2 separate regions of the Mus musculus genome follow, and region 1 is linked to region 2. A link is a loop called in an ENCODE intact Hi-C map of the cell type or tissue named here. Cell type or tissue: left cerebral cortex. All regions are shown on one strand. Each heading gives the region's core, and the rest is flanking DNA. Links, peaks and the distances in the headings are about the cores only. Region 1 holds the start of Glra2 (glycine receptor, alpha 2 subunit). Region 2 overlaps Glra2 (glycine receptor, alpha 2 subunit).

Region 1 (8,572 bases), core at 231-8,230, 130 kb after region 2:
TCTTCAGGAAAATGAAACTTATCTGTCTTTTTAATAATCATTGTCAATTAAAAGGATACTTGTTTTGTCAGAGTTATGATATATAACCTTATGGAATGTGCTCAAACTGGGTATATTCAGAGGCATTACATTTAAATAAGAAAACAATTTAGAGTTTAGTTTTCATGCTAATATTTGCCAATAGTAGGAATCAAAACTCCAGGAAAGTAACATGATTAAATTACTGATGAGCAAAACCAAAGTGATGCATGTATTGCTACATAATAGTTAGATTTAAATTATCCCCCTTTATAAAATATCATAAACATTTCACAGTGTATTATGTTACACTCAACAGTTTAGAAAGGACACTTGCCATTTAAAATATGTATTAAAAACAAAAGCATCAGAACAATTCAATTCTAGTGACAATTGTTTGTTTCTTTACTACAGTTTTTTTCTGATTTAAAAAAAAAGAATTAAATGGACAAATCAATTACTTCTACATACTAATAACTGTATTTTGTAATGTTAAACAAGGAAAAACAAAATTAATCTTTTGTTTTCTTCCAATTAACCCAAAAAGTATCCACCAACTCTGACAGGTGTATTTTAGAATCCTATACCATTTCTTTTCATTAATTTCAGATAAATAATTTCAAATCAACAATTGAAATATTTAAATCACTTGGAATTGAAAGTATCTGATATATTAAATTAAAGCCTTTTCTAGCAGAGTTCAAAAATTAGAGGCCTGAAAGAATACAAAATAGGATGTATTATGTTAAAATTCAGAATTTACACTGACATATTGTTGAAAACAACTGAGTATTTTGGTGTACCCATTGAAGTTGGTGAATGTCTTCATAGACGTTCATGCAAGCAAACTCTATCATTGGTTCTTCTATTCACTTTCAGTCACAGTCCAACTTAAGACAAAATAAGGATTGTGACAATAATCTCTGCCACTAGGATTACTTGTATAATAGAATAAAACCAAGGAAAGTTTGTGAACATGTCAAGTGCTAAGTAATATGTAAAATGTTTAAATCTAGAAATATTTAAAAGAAGGCCAAAATAAAACAAATGACATACTTGCTGATTCTTTTTCACAGGGAGGCTGAAATTGTGTAATGAAAACGTACTTCAGTGCAAAGTATTCCTACACCTGAGACATTTCACAAAGCTGCAACGTAAGTTTTCACTGGAACCTACCTTTAAAATTTGGCCTGATTCTTGCATCATATCCTGATGTTCTTCCCATTAATTTATCCAAGAAATCTGAAGGAGATAGGGTCTGCGAGGGATGTTTTCCAGACCTGGAGTCATGGTCTTTGCAGAAAGCTTCCCTAAACACATTATTACCTCTTTTAGTAAGAATTACCCTTTCATTTTCTTAGAACTAATACAGAGCATTTGAACCACAATTTGCAAAAGATATTTAATACAAGAAGAAAAATTTGAGGTCTTGATCAACTTCTCAACTTGAACAATTTTTAAAGTTAACTTTAACTGAATGAGAAGAATCAATCCTGAGCAATGTCAACCAAGTTGCTGAACTTTATATTTTGTTGAAGGTGGGATAATGTATATTGATTCAGGTTCCAGATTTGTGGATGTACAAAGGATTTTTGTTTTTAGAATTATCAGAGAACTGAACACAGTTATTTAAATTCACATGATAACATAATATCAATTCTTCATGGCTATAAAAATCATTACATTTCAGCTTTAAGCTTATCTTTTACCATTTATGAGAAATATATAATAACAAGATGGACTGAATAATACAGTTAATTATTACATGCTTATTTTCTCACTTGCTACCATTCTATTGCAGCTATCAGCATTAGTCTTTTCCAGTGTGTTATCTGAAAAAAGAGCCTTTACTTGGTATTTTACCACCATTTTAAAATAGAACCATAATGAGTATGTTACTTGAATTATTTTCTCAGTTCTTATTCATATATGAATATGTAAATTGCTGATTCTCCAATAGCTCATTAATGGAATATCATTTCTAAGGCATTGGACCTTTTACATTATCAAAAACAGGAAAAGGTAATCAAAAATTTCTCAGATTTTTATATCCATTTTAGAAATCATAAAGTGTATATAAAATCACATATTTGTTTTATAAGATAAATTCTTTCATAATACATTTCTAGTTGACTGAATGTCACTAAAGTGTTTGTGTGTACATATATGTATATGCTGTATATATATATATATATATATATATGCATGTGTTTTAAATAATTTGTTACTTCTGCCATTAAGATAATACAACACTCATATCAATTTTTCAAATCAGAGGTATTAATTATAAGTGCAAAGATGTTATGAACATTTGGTGGGAGTTAAAAATTGATTTAGTCATCCAGAAATACTCACATTTCCATATGCAGATTCATCTGATTAATTGAATATTATTTTACTATGATGGTGGTTGGAATGAGGCTGATGATGATGATGATGATGTTGATGATGATAATGATGATGGTGGTGGTGATGATTCTAACAAAAACCCAGCCTACAATCTTTCTTAATGATAGTAAGAGGTGTAAACCTGAAAAGAACATAGGGGTTTTTCCCAGTACCCATAGCATTATTTCTATGTGTTCAATTTCTCCTGGTTCTGTGAAAAAATAAAATAAAATCTTTTAAAACATTAAATGACCTATATTTTGTTTTAATAGCATTTTTTTTTATGTCTAGCCTGTCTTAGACTCTATGTCATTAACTGGATATTTCACTCACTGCCAATAAAACTGATTGAAGTATCAATTGATTTCACAATTAGTAAATTATATAGAGAATACAAGCATGCAAATATGACATCTCACTTGTTTTAATTATCCACACCCCATTTCTCATACAGACATAAGTACAAAGATGTCATTTTTAATTAAATTTTGATATGCAATCAATTCTCAAATAGACCGAACAAGAGGATAGAGTTGCATAAAGATATTTACTACTTGAAAAAAATGTCTAAATCATAGACTTCATAGTACAATTTTAGTTAGTGAGATATAAGAGAAGTCCCAAGTTGGCTGAGAATCAGCGTTCTTATTTATTTTACATCAAATGAGCGTGCTCCTGGGGAATTAATCCAATCACTTCCACCATATGAAAAAAGGAACATTGCACCCAATAATCCCTTTAAATGACTTCCAGAAGAATTTGAAAGCTAAAGATATCAACCTTACACAGTAATGTAAAGAGCACACAACTCACTAGTCTAATCTTAATATCACATTGACGGCGAAAATGTGTGCCAAAATGCATAAAGTGCAGCTATATAACATAAAACTTGCTTTGGTGAACATTTGCCTCCCTCCCACCATAATTAAGCTTTTTTTTTTTTTTTTTTAATGAACAAAAGAAAGCAAACTCTCCTCTCCGACATTGGAATAGTAGGATTTAGGGAACAAATAGACAGATCATTACATACTTTCTCTTTCAAACAGTTTTCATGTGGAAAATATAAGCATGCAAAATCATTTCACCTACCTGAAGTGGTTTGTCCCTAAGAAAAATGCAAACAAGGCTGTCAAAATGTTCACTAGCTGCCGGTACATTCCTGTTTCTGTGATGGTTGTGGAAAATATCCCGAAATGATTCCAGAAAGGAGACTAGGACAAAGTGCCTATTTATTGTCCAGACTCAAAATCTGGCAGGAATCTAGTTTCCTTGAAAATCAAAAAGAGATTTGGGGTTGTACAGTTTGCTGAGAAAAAACAAAAAGTGCCAGTCTTGGGCATCATGGTCAGGTCAAACCAAGACTCAGAACCATCAGTTAGCCCAGGAGAGACAAAGCCTCAGAACTGATGAATCCCCTAGCTGCTTTTCCTGAATAATAAAAATGCTGTTACCTTAATCGCATCACCATGCAAAGGGGGCTGGTGACAATGCCACGCTGGAAGTCAGGCTGCTGTAGCTTTTGTTTTATATCTTTTCTATTCAGCAAAGCCCCTCTCCTTAGGAAATGTTCTCTTTTAAAAAGAAGTTGCAAATGAGGGAGAAGAAAAGACTCTGTATATTGAAGTGTTTGGGGGAAAGAGGGAAAAAATGCTGCGATCCTGTGCTGGAATGAGAGCTACAGAAAGAGACGGAGACGTGATCTTACCCAGCCTATAAATTTCAGCACTCGGACAGCTCCTAGCTCTGAAGTGCGCATGTTTCCTTTTTCAGTAGCTTGGGGCGGGGGTCGGAGAGAGGCTTTTGAGAGGAGATGAGCCTGCTGTTGAAATGCAGAGTGACTGATTCTTTGGTAAGGGGCTACTGAAAGGAGTGCGATAACAACTATGGCTAGAGTCTGTGTAGAGGGAAAAGGTGAGGCTAGGGTCGAGCTCCCAGAAATGCCTGTGGGTAGGCGGGAAAGGAGTTTGAAGCAGAAGAGACTGAAAGAGGATTAAAAGTATCAGAAAAGTAAACTAGGACAACAGAGAACAAGATCCAGGGAACTGAAATTATAATAGGGATATAGGAAGTCAACATCTAGTCAGCGGAAGCTAGAGGAAAAGCGAAGTCCTGTGCTGAAGGCTGAAGTGGAGAGTGTATTTCCTCGGCATAGAGAAGCTTTCACGTACAAAAAAAAAAAAAAAAAAAAAAAAAAAAAAGGTGCGCGGAGATCAGCAATTTAGAATATCTTCTGCCTTTCTCAGCTCTTGAGTGTTTTGTTTTGATTTTAGCCTCTTGTTCCTAACTGATCTATCTTCCTACTTGGGAAAGTTCGTTCTACTGTTCAGTGCATAAAATCTTGGGGCATCCTCAAGTCGCAAGTAAATACCAAAAGGGAAAGAAAAGGACAGTGAGCCAGCAGGGGGCAGTAGCAATCTTTTCCTGCCCGAATTAAGGTTTGAACAGGGTTCCATGATAGAAATGGAGCAAGAAAAAGTGAAGACTGGGGGCTTAGTCTCACCATTGCAGTACAGAGTGTTAATCACCAATAAGGGTCAAATAATTAAGTGGATTTTTCCTCTTCCCACACTGGCTGAAAACTGATTGAAAGTTCCTGAGTTCAGTTCAAAGCATATCACATAACCTGCTCTCTCCAAATGAATTTACCAATACTATTAATAAAAAGAGAAAGGGGAAATATTTTAACAGTAGTAACTAGTTTCCCTTGAAAATGTGCACTTACGATGAAGTGGGTGAGGAACTTGCATTTGTCCATGAAATATCACTCCTTAGCCACCTTGGCACTCTACCACAGGACTTGATTTGAGAATGCTTTACTATTGTTAAATTTATCCCATAAATGACAAGCTTATCCTTGGGTTGGCTTGAATATCAAAGAAAAGTCACAAAAATTTTATACTTTTTCAAAAGTAGATTCTGAGAGGAAAAAATATCTAAGTTCTTTTCATTTTTTTTTTTTTTAACACAGGAAGGTCCCAAATTATGATACTGTAGACCCGAGGAGAAATGAAGAACTAGAATACAGTCTTTAGGAAACCAAATGTCTGCAGGCTAGGTAAAGAGGCTATGCATGACAAAAAGACAGAATAGGAGACAATCTTGGAGTCCACTGTGTCACAGGAGAAAAACTGTGAAACAAGACCAGTGGTATTACAAAACATGGACTTGTCAAGTAAGATAAAAGTAGATAAAGAATTCATTAGCAAACTGAATGAGAATTCTTTCTGTGACTTAAAAGGTATAGAATCTAAATTGAGAGGAACTGAGAAGTAAAATAAATAGGGTAAACTAGATGCTCTCTAAATCGTCTTCCAGATCTCAAATAATAGTGTCACAATTCTGTGCTAGCATCTGGGTGTTTCTTTTACAACTCACTCCATTTAACTCCTTCTAGTATATTAACTTGGCTCTGTTTTGAAAGAAGGGGTGAAAATTTGTTTTACTTTGAGCATAATTACAGTATTATATTTGGGACAGTCATTTTTTTCTACTATTATCTCTTCTTTATTTTGGGGATATTCTTAAGTCTTCACACTCGCATGTACACATGAGTACACACGGCCTTTTCCATACTGAATTAACTGAAGAGGTATATTTCCGGGAACTGATCTTATTTTGGCTGGAGTATCAGGCCTGCAGAGATACAATCAGGTCTAGAGTTTCTGTGTGGTGTAGATGATCTTTAAAGTGAACAGATTCAAAACTGGAATAAAGGGATGTCTCACACTACACCATAGAGTTTTTGTTTGTGTGTTTGTGTTTAAAATGAGGCACTTTTTTCCTAAGTTTAAGTATTATTAAAACAAATGCATGGAATTTATTTTGAATGTAAGCAGAATGTATGACTTTGATATATTTTATCTCAGGAAAGATTCAGAAACTCTTATTGTCTGAGTGATATAAAATGCTGGTGAAAGGTCACTCAGAACCTTGCTGTTCATTGTATGACCGTGGGCCAAATCCATGGTCATTAGGTAAGAAGAACTTATTAGAAATCTCTATTAGACAATATTATGATACTATAATTTCCCTAGTCTTTTCCTGTAAACTACAGATACACACACTCACACGTAGACACACAAACATATATATGACTTAGTCATCCATCTGCTTCTTTGATCATTTCTGCTTCATATCTCTATATATCTTTAAATTCCTCCCATGATTAAACATGTTTGAAAATCCCCTCTGACCTTCTTCTGTAGTATCTACTCCACTGTCACCAACCAATGGACAAAGCACGCTCTCTGAGATGTCTTTTTCATGCACCTCCACAATGAGGTTTTCACAAAGCTCCATTGATTTGTCTTCTATTTGTCGTCTACCTTTTTTTTTTTCATCTTAACTTCTCCAATCCCAGTTGTGAGATTTTGATGCTGTTGTGTTATGCACCTTACTAGTCCACTAGAACCAACAACCTCTTTAAATATGCTCCAAGCAGAATGAAGGATTAAAATTAGAATCTGATTATGCATAACCTCTAATTAATGCTATGGTTCACCACTGATCTTTGGGTACAAAAAGAAAATTATTTAATATGTTCAAAAAGTCCCACATAATCTGATTATACTTACACTTTTCCTCATCTTGACCCTTTTACAGCCTGTCCGTTTTAATCAGTTTGAGCTTCTTGGGCTTGCTGTAGTGTTTAATCTCATAGAATGCTCAACTACATTCAAAAAGTCTTTCCTCATGAAGACCTTAACTTATGTGGGATAAAAATGGGGTCCAGCGTCCAGCCCAGGGCTTGGCTGCTGGGTGAGGCAGGACGTGGGAAGTCCAACTGTGTAGACCCCATGCTGCTGCCAGGTAAGGCTCGGGGTCTCAAGGCCTACACGGAGGCCGATTTTGGCAGGGCCTAGTTCTTGGACACCACAGATGCTCCTAGATGTCAAGGAAGCTGAGAACAGAGTGTGGGCCCAAAGGAGGGGCTGGGGGGGAAAGCACAGGAGGAGGGAACTCTGGCAGGTTCTTGCAGGGAGGAGAGTCTTTGTCTTGCTGGGCCGGGTGGCATGGTGGTGGTGGAAGGAGCTAGGAATGAAGGGGCCTCCTGGCTGGAGGTTAGATGGGCAGATCTTTAGAGGAAGACTTGCTTCACTGCTCCAGTGCTGTGGATCCTGATGAAATGAGGCAGTCCATGGTTTTAAGGCATTTATTGTAGAAAGGCAGAGAGAAGGAGAGAGTAAGGAAAGAGGGGCCAGATATGGCCACGTGGAGAGGCAGGGTGGGGGGAGAATGGAGAGAGATGGAGAGAGACAAGCAGGAAGCAGGAGAAAGAGCAAGAGAGTAAGAGCAAGAGAGCAAGGAGGGGGCAAGCAGCTCCTTTTATAGTGGGCTGGGCCTACTTGGCTGTTGCCAGGTAACTGAGGGAGGAGGGCACCTGGCTGATGACAGATAACTGTGGGGGTGGAGTCCAGACAGAATACCAGGAGCTTGGCTCCTTGTCTACATGACTGATGGCCACAGAATTATGGAGCTGGGGCCTCCTGTCAGGAGTCTAGTGTCTGGGAGCATGGCAAACAGCCCTTGCAAATTAATCTTCCTGGTCTCCGGGGTTTAAACCTAGCTTGACCAGAAAACAGGCTGCCTTTCATGGTCCCACAAACTTACACAATTCTATCAGCTCTTTCTACTATAAGGAAGTTTAATATTCCCAATCTCTGATTCATGAACCATAGTTATCATTTCATGAATAGTCTGGTATGATTACCTAGTGTTATGCATTGGATGCAGAATGACTCTCAAATCATAAAATATTGGGAGTTTGGGTCTCAATGCAATCAATGTTCAGAGACAGAGTTTGGTGACCATGATTGGATCAAAATAGTTTGAACTTCTCAATGGATTAACCTAGTAATGAGCTCATAATTTAATGTCTAGTAAAAGGTGGTAGAAACTTTAAGAAGTTGGTTTTACTTGGAGGAACTAAGTCACTCGAAGTGTGTCCTTGTAGGCTATATCTTGTACCTTATTCTTTGTTTTCCTTGTGGCTACCATGATGTGTCACATAAAAAGAGCATTTATTGTATCATATACTCTATCACCATAGTGTTTTACCCCAACACAACCTCACTACGACAAGGTCAAGCAATCATTGGCTGAAAGTTCTGAAACAACAAACCAAAGATATCTTTTTTCTCTTTTGAGTTGGCTCAGGCATTTTTTT
Region 2 (8,572 bases), core at 134-8,133:
TTGTGTGTTTGGGGGTGTCAGAAGTGGAGTGGTTGTTTTTGTTGGTGTATACCCTAAAGCAAAGACTGGCCAACTTCTTGTGAATCTCATTTGCTGCACCAGTAAAACTAGATTTTTCTAGTTTAGTAGAATATACAATGGAATGTGAAATAAACTCTGCATGCTAGTTGAGGGCCTCTAAAATATTCATGAGGACTTAACCCTTCACTGGATATCTACACTGGCTTCAAGAAAGCAGTACCCTAAGATGGAAGAAGCCAGCCATCTCAAAAACTCTGGCCCACTTCCTCCGGAATAGAGTGTAATGTAAATGAGACTCATTTATCCACTGATTTCAGCCTTTTGTAATTCCAAAGCCATCTCCAGGCATATCTTCTTTGCTTTTGTGCTAACTCTCTAAAAAAACATCTACAGTTATCATTTGCAGAGTCTATTTCATTAATTGTCTCCTCTTTCATTCATTTTACTGGAGTCCTCTCACTAGCAACTCTGCTTTTCCCATTGGTTCTTGTTTTGCCTTCACCTCTAGTGTTCAGTTTAGACATCACATTTCTTTCTTTTTTTTTTCTTTTTTTAAATTGGATTTTTCTGTTTATATTTCAAATGTTATTATTCCCTTTCCCAGTTTCCACTCTGCAAATCCCTATCCCATCCCCCCTTATCCTGCTTCTATGAAGGTGCTCACCCATCCACCCACTCCTGCCTCACCATCCTAGCATGCCTCTATCCTGGAGCATCAAGCCTTTACAGGACCAAGGGCCTCGCCCAGATAAGGCCCCTTCAGCTCCTTCATTCCTTCCCATAACTCCTCCATTGGAGTCCCTGTGCTCAGTCTGATGGGTAGCTGTGATCATCTGCATCTATATTGGTTAGGATCTGGCAGAGCCTCCCAGGAGACAGCTGTATCAGTCTTTTGTCAGCAAGCACCTGTTGGTATTAGCAATAGTGTTTGGGTTTGGTGTCTGCATGTGGGATGGATCCCCAGGTAGGGTAGTCTTTGGATGGCCTTTCTCTCAGTCTCTGCTCCACTGTTTGTCCTTGTATTTCCTTTAGACAGGAGCAATTCTGCATTATCACATTTCTATCTGCAAAGTTCCCCCTGCATTTACTCTTTACTTTCTTTCCAAAGGTGCCTTTATGGTCTCAACCATTGACAGGGAGACCTGGCTAACATAACAATAGGTCCCTTTGCATTCACAACCTCCTAGTGGCACTCTGACCTTTTGCTTCTGTGGAATGAATTTTAAAATACCAATTTCAATTAGAAACACATAGACCTCAGCATTACTATGGCTGCCTCTTGCAGGCTCTGGTATTCAAGATACCATCAGTATGTGTCTGCCCTAGTTATTTAACTTTATCCTACTCTTTCCTAACAGAAACTTTGCTCTTTGTTTAAGCAAGTCTACTTACTGCCCCGCCCCACAGGAAGCCAATTCCATTTCTACTATGACTCATTGTTTACACCAGTGCTTCCCCAATTGAAGGAGTGATTTTTACACCTCAGGGGAAACCTGGCAATATCTGCAGATACTTTAACTTGTTACAACCACTGGGAGGCACTACAAGTATGGGTCAGGGATGCTTCTAGACATCCTATAATGGCCAGGATTTCCATAGCCACATGCTAGTAAATTTTGAGTTCAATAGTCCTAAGGTTAGGAAAGAAAATAAATTTTCCTGACCTCTTAGTACCTATATCTAGTCCAGGGAGTCCCAGTCAGGAATGATGCACGGTTCAAGGACACTCAGGGATTTCTGAAGCTGAAGTGAGGAGCCCAGAACAAAGAACTTAGTGCCAGATGTGAATGTTGTTATTAGATTCAGAAATCTTGCTTAACACTTTGGTCCACTGTGTAAATCTCACACTTCTACTTGTTTCTAGATAATTGCTTCAGGAGTAGCTCATGTTCTGTCTTAAAGATGATGCTTTCTCTGTCTAACATGATCTCACGCATATTTAGGTTTTATAATGTATTTATAGTTAGTTGACCCAGTTTAGTGTTCATGAATCTGCAAAACTCAAGTATAGAATATATTCAGGATTAAAAATTCAATACCTTTCTATCTATGCCACTGAGGACAAACAAGGCTTTCAGTTGTTAGTAAGTGCCCCAAATGTTGCTTTTGATTGACAAAATTTCCAAAAAATTACAGAAATTTTAATCCCTTTCACAATTTTATACAAAGAGGCAACTACAGAAGATATCTAAATGAAAGACAATTTTAGAACATTTAAAAAATATTTATTGTTATTATTTTAGAACCATGTCACTGCCAGCTACTCAGAATGCTGAGGCAGAAAGATCACATGAGTCCAGAAATTCTGGGTTGTAGTGTGCTACAGCCACTGTGTGCCAGTTACCTGGAGTTGGGAACGACTAGGTAGCCTAAGGAGGATACAGCCCAGGATGGAAATAGAGCAGGTCATACATACTTCTTGTGCTGGCCAGTAGTCGGTCATATATTTTAGAGCTGCTAGCTAATGGTGTTCATGTTCCTCTGGATCTGTTTTCACTCAGGGAAAGATTTATTATGTTTTTATAGCTTTACAGCTCATATAGTTTACAAACCTATCTAGTAGAAAAGTAGAGCCAATCAGGTGGCCTAGGTTTTCATGGTGCTAGCTAAGCACCTATTTGTTGTAATTACTGCTGCTTTGGCATCATGTCAACACTCTTTAGAGGTACTTCTCATTGATGAGTTTTCAATTCTCTCCATGTTTTTGAAAACTTGAACGTTTTCTAGAGCCATTGTTTCATTGATGACCTACTGAACTCAATTTCAAAGTAGGAAACCAAGTTATGAGTTTATTGACCTGACTCTTAGAATTTGTTTTCTATATTCAGATGCTAAGCATTTCCCAAGACAAGAAGTCATTTTTTTTTTTATGAGTTGGGATATATTCTATCCCATATTGATGCCCAGGACAATTTATGGGTAATGATGTCACAAGGACTACTCTTTATTCCTTGGGCAAGTATTCCCATAGGACAGTGTGCCAATTAAAACATATTCCTAGCCACTGGGCTGACCACAGGGATCTGTGACAATCCTTTATAAGCCAATAAAAGGGATTGTTTATAAACATGCAGGGAGAGAGTTTTCTAGAGTGGAGAAAATTCATAAGTGGCTATGATAAACCAAGTATTCATTTTAATAGAAAAACAAAATGGTAGTCATAGGACCATCTTAATGTGCCCGGCTATTTTTCTTTTCTTTTGTGTGGGAAGATAAAAGACATATGTGTATGCTTGTGTCAGGGGTACACATGGCTGTGTGCACACATGTGGAGGCCTGAGAAGGAAGTAAGGGGTATTTTTCTAGCACTCTCTATCTTATTCCCTTGAGGAGTCTCTCACTGAACCTGAAGCTCACTCAAGAATGGAAATGAATTTATTAAATGCACAGCAAAATCATATAATGCAAGAAACCAACAAGTATGGAAAGAAGAAGAACGCTGGCTTTGCTCTTTGCTTTTGTCTCTTATCTATACTCATTCATTATATCATCCAAAATAGACATTTGAATTAAATGTGATGCCAAAGATTCTTGGTATTGTACAATTTTGCCTTGATAGTTTCAGGGCCAAATTGTGATTTTTATTGCCTAATTAAAACAGCTCACACCTGCTGTTTAATGCAGGGAAATTAGATTTCCTTGGCAAAGACATATAGTGGCAGAGTTGACTATCTGGTCTATGCCAGTATCCCAACCCTCGTGCATTTTCTTTTCATAGCTGATAGTCTTGTTGGAGTCTAGGCAAAGTAACTTACAATATAGCTCTCATGAAAGTGTTGTTTGCATAAATAGCCATTGGGTGGCAGTACCTTCAAGGCTGGTATCTGAATGAATCAACCAGTTCTGAAATGGTTCTGAGAACCCTTGGGAATCAATTTGTTTGTTCTGCATTTGGTGCTACACAGGATTAGTTAGCTGATATTATTTATAAGATGAGCACATCTCTCTTCATTATAGAAGTCAGAAAACTGTTCAAAGTGGTGTAGCAAAGACATATACCCATGTAACTTTTAAAGAGGGAAGGGGTACTAGAAGAAAACAACTATCCACCCTCCAAATATGCAAGCAATACAAGGCAACGTTCCCTGTACCAAAATTGCACTCTGAAGAAATTCTCCCTAAAGCTTTCTGCAAATAAGGCATCTGGAGAAGCAAAAGCCAGGGAAGTATTTGCTTCTTGAAAAAGGGGAAGAAGCAGGACTCAAGAAAACATTTTCCTAGTGCTTGAGTGTGCCACACTACATTCCATTCTCAGCTAATAGGATTACTACCATTGTTTCCTTTCTGGGACTGCACCTTCAGACAAAAAGGAGATGGATGCTTCTTCTCCAGCTGGTCAGGAATGAGAAGTTAGTGGGAGGTCAGTAGCTAAATGGCCACTATTAAAATACAAAGGGAAAATTGAAAAAAAGAGCTAGCTATTTTGTGTAAATATTAGAAAGTTGATATCAGGGAATGACAAGATGATGCTCCTTTAAATAGATACTAATTCAGTGAGTGTGTGTGTGTGTGTGTGTGTGTGTGTGGTGGGAGAAAAGCATACTGAGGCTTTGTCAATTTGTATTTTCATTCTAGCTGAATGGTCAGAGGACTTGGGAAAATGATTTAACCTTTTGGAATCTCAGTTTCTTCATATTGAGACACAGGTTTCAGTCCAATGGGGTCTATAAAGAATTGAGTATGTCACTTTCTGTAAAACTTGACACCCATTTAGCAGTTTGTAGATGCTCATTTGCATTGGTTTGCAAGAGATGACCATCTGATGTCATTGCATAATTTAAAATTAGCATGATTCAAGGCAATGTCCTCAAGGGGAATAAATGTAAAATTAAATCTCTTTCATTTCATGTTCTATGTATCCATTAAGACGTTATTAGTATTTTTTCCTTTGTCCTACTAAAAATCACACAATCTCGGTTCACATAGATGTGAATCTCATTGTAGTGACATGCTGGATGTCATAAAACCTGATATACTTTTACAGAAAATTATTATCGTCAGTAAAGAACTTTCATCACTCAGGTCTGATTTAGTTATCTCTTACTATAATGATAAGTGTGTTTACTCTTTAACTTTACCAAAATCAGGCAGCCAGTGTTTGAACTGCAATTCACAATTAACCTGGATTGACCTCAAATTATGTTTTTCTAGTTCATTGACCTCTGGGGAACCTCTGTTTGTCTGAAGGTGAGTCTTGAATTACTCATGGACTCTGGTTTCACTCAATGACACCATCTGCAGTGGAAAAAAAAAGCCAAGAGGATGCATGCGATGGCATAAACATGTAAGAAGCAGGGGAACTGTAAACCTACAGCCAGAGAGGATGATAAATATTCAAAGATAAGCACACTGTTCACTTGATCTGTCCACAATCACTTGATCTCTCCACAGTTCGTGCCACATGTTCTTTGTCTGTAAATTTGTCCATTTATTTGTTTGTTAGTTCATTCATTCATTCTAAATCTCTATCTTAACCTAGGTTCTGATTTTACACTTATGAAGAAGGGAGAACAGAAGATAAAATTAATTCTGAAAAAAAAAAACACAAACAAATAAAGAAATCCCCTCTTTGGCCTGGTGATAAAGCTCCGTTGGTAGGATCCTGCCTACTCTAGACAAGGCCCCAGGTATCATCAGGAATCCGGCTTTCATCAGCCAAGCCAGGGGTGGTAGCACATTCTCACACTCACCCAAATTATGTGGTAGACACAGGAGGTTCAGAAGTTCAAGGGATTTTGTCTTAAAAATAATTCAGTCCTGATCTTCAGATTTTACAAAATGAACTATTTTAGACTGGCCCTTTAGATTTGTGGTGATGACAAATGTTTGCCATCTTATAGTTCCTCAACTGGGGAACTGAGGAGAAGAAAAGCCCAGAAGAGCTGAGAAGTCTCCATTCCCTGAAATGTACTTAGTCATTCAGGATTTATAAGTTAATTCTCTGCTCCTAGAATAAGATGAGGCAGCCAGATCAGGAGGGCAGCATTGGGGACACTTCTCATTTTTTATTATTTCTGAATCTTAGAACCTTATCAGAGTCAGTAGATGGGCACATGCTAAGTAAGTGAACGTACCCAAGTTCTCCAGTGTCCTACAGTGATAGTATGCTCACAGTGTTGAGTGATCTGTATAAGCCCCATCGGCTCATAGTTCAAGTTTTTGGTCCTCAGTTGATGAACTTGTTTGGGAAGGATTTAGGAGGCATGCTACTGGGGGCAAGGTTTGAGGTTTCAAAAGACTTGGGCATTTCTAGTGGGCCTATCTCTGCTTCCTACTTGCAGCTCAAGGTGTGAACACTCACTTTTACTGTGGCCAAGCCTTTGTTCTACTATCATGGACTCTAACCCTCTGAAACCATATGCGCCATTAAATGCTTTCTATTTTTATAAGTTGCCTTAGTCATGGTATTTTGTCACATCAATAGAAAAATAAGACACAATGCAAGCCAATTTTTGAGATGACTGATTGGTAAGTTATGAAGAGAATAGGTGATTGTGGGCTATAATTCAGGTCTATATTAGAAGCTCAGTTTAACCTACAGTGCAAACAAAGAAACAAACAAAGAAACACAATCATACCACTTCCTGAAGACTGCCTTGAATCTTGTGCTAAACCTAGGAGACAATAGATGCTCTTTGTAATAAGATTCCCAGCAATACACTTGAAACCTTTTACCACTGGGATCTGGCAGCCCAGAGGTAAAGACAGAGTCTCCTACAGTTTAGTGTTGAAGAGTATTTCACATACAAAACATTATTTAAACTGGATGGCAGAGTCATGGCAGGCAAGAAGTTTTCCTATCCAGTGTCACTCCCATGGCCTAGTTTACCATCTGCGCTATACTTAAATGTGAACTCGTGGTGGAGGCTTGAGGTCAGCAAGGATATCTCCACGGGAGCCTACTTGACAGAAACTTTGCTTTCTTGGCCTTGGACTCTGGGCACTCAAGCTTAGTGTCTTCTAAACTAAAGCTCTTGAAGCTAATCAGCTACTTGCTGTTTCAATGTCTTCCTAAGTGAAACTGAAATGGAAAGATTCCAGAGCCTCACCATACTCCAGGTTCCATGTGGAGAGAAAAAAATCAGAAAAAGAGCTACAGGTCAATCAGAGGTTGGGAATTAGTGTGGGACAAAAGCCTCTGGCTGTGCTGCTGATCTTATTTTTGGTAGCAGAAGTTACCAAAGATCATGTTTCAGCTGGGCCCAATTCCTGCAGCTAAACAGCATTTTGATTCACCTCAGAGCCATATGTCCATGCTTACCATAAGAAACAAACAAACAAACAAATGACCAAACCAAACCAAACCAAACCAAACCAAACCACCACCACCACCACCAACAACAACCAGAAGCACAAATCACTCACTAATTATTAGATGCATATTTGCCTGGGGGAGTCTGTCAGTAATTAAAAACAAATCCTAGAGCCTCCTGAGTAAAATGACATGAATAAATGTGTAAGCTCTTTTAAAGAGACCATGCCATCAGGTGACATTATTATTATTATTATTTTCAGTACAAAAGCATATCACGTAGTTGAAAAAGAAATTGGAAGTGTGAAAAGATTTTTGTTGGGCTCACTGAACACATCAGTTTCTAATATAGCAGTTGCATACATGTGCTTCAGAGAGTGTACATCAATTTGAGTCTCTGAGTAGGATAGAAACTTAGAGGAGACAGCAGAACTATGATGAAGGCAGCAGTGACAAGAGGGCAGACATATGGGCCTTGGCTTAGCCACTGATGGAGTTTGCAAACTTGGCTACAACCTTTCTCCGGTCTCAACCCCACTTCCCTCTTTCTGAGATTCTCTTTTGTAAGAGTTTGTGACTCAAAGGAAACAAAAGGTTAGGAGAGAGAAAACCTAGTCAATAGTAGGGTGGAGTTCCTCCAATAGTAAGATGAGACCTGACAGTCCTAGAAATAGTCTCCAGACCCCTTTCTTTGCCTTCGTAATGCTTTCAGTGACATCTGATAATATATATTCATTGAATATCTCTCTACATGGCAGGGTAGAACTTGCCGAAAATCGAGAATTACCCACTAAGATTAAAGAAAAATACTCATGTAATACCATAATGAATCTTCAAATGATAAGGAGGCACAGTGATAAAATGGATTCTAAGTGTTAGCCTTTGGGTGTCCTAATACTGCCTTGGTTCTTTCTATCTGAATTACTCCGCATATAATGGCTTTGTGCCTCAGACTTATCAAATGAAAAAAAAAGGATAATAAATGGATCCCACCTAATAGATTTTCTGTAAGGGCTTGAGTACACATGAAATAGCAAGTTGTAAGTCCTTAGAACTGGGCCTGGTATCTTCTAAGTGCTCAAGCATGTTAATTCTCATCATCATGGTGAAATTAGCCTCTTACATTTCTATAATATCATTAGAGTCAATGCCTCGAGTACTGCAAATTAGTAAGATTAATTAATAGTTTCATCCAATTTAAAATCTTCATTAAAGTTAAATGTGAGAGTCAGTCTCCTGTGACTTCTTTCTGGATGGAAGCACATAGGAGATTTAGAAGCAACTGCTCTGTCCTGAAGT

The links. Peaks named below come from ENCODE experiments on the same cell type or tissue, not always from the same donor. Only the 100,000 strongest peaks of a DNase experiment are listed, where the experiment ranks them.
Region 1: it touches region 2 in a loop (4-fold over the local background); 4 of 42 quality-filtered maps call a loop at or near these places.

What each region holds. Positions count from the first base shown.
Region 1 is chrX:165,323,307-165,331,878 of GRCm38, forward strand. It overlaps Glra2 (glycine receptor, alpha 2 subunit), which reads right to left and starts at 4,087. Exons shown (of 9, transcript NM_183427.5): 1 at 3,496-4,087; 2 at 1,195-1,328. The coding sequence starts at 3,563. In left cerebral cortex, for the core only: a CTCF peak has its summit at 4,798 (motif pointing right); DNase peaks (open chromatin) are centred at 4,190, 4,310 and 4,786; H3K4me3 peaks cover 1,766 bases.
Region 2 is chrX:165,189,936-165,198,507 of GRCm38, forward strand. The region is part of intron 7 of Glra2 (glycine receptor, alpha 2 subunit); the gene reads right to left. Among named protein-coding and RNA genes, the nearest start is that of Glra2, 130 kb to the right of the region's middle. In left cerebral cortex, for the core only: CTCF peaks have their summits at 1,554 (motif pointing right) and 3,811; DNase peaks (open chromatin) are centred at 1,531 and 3,818.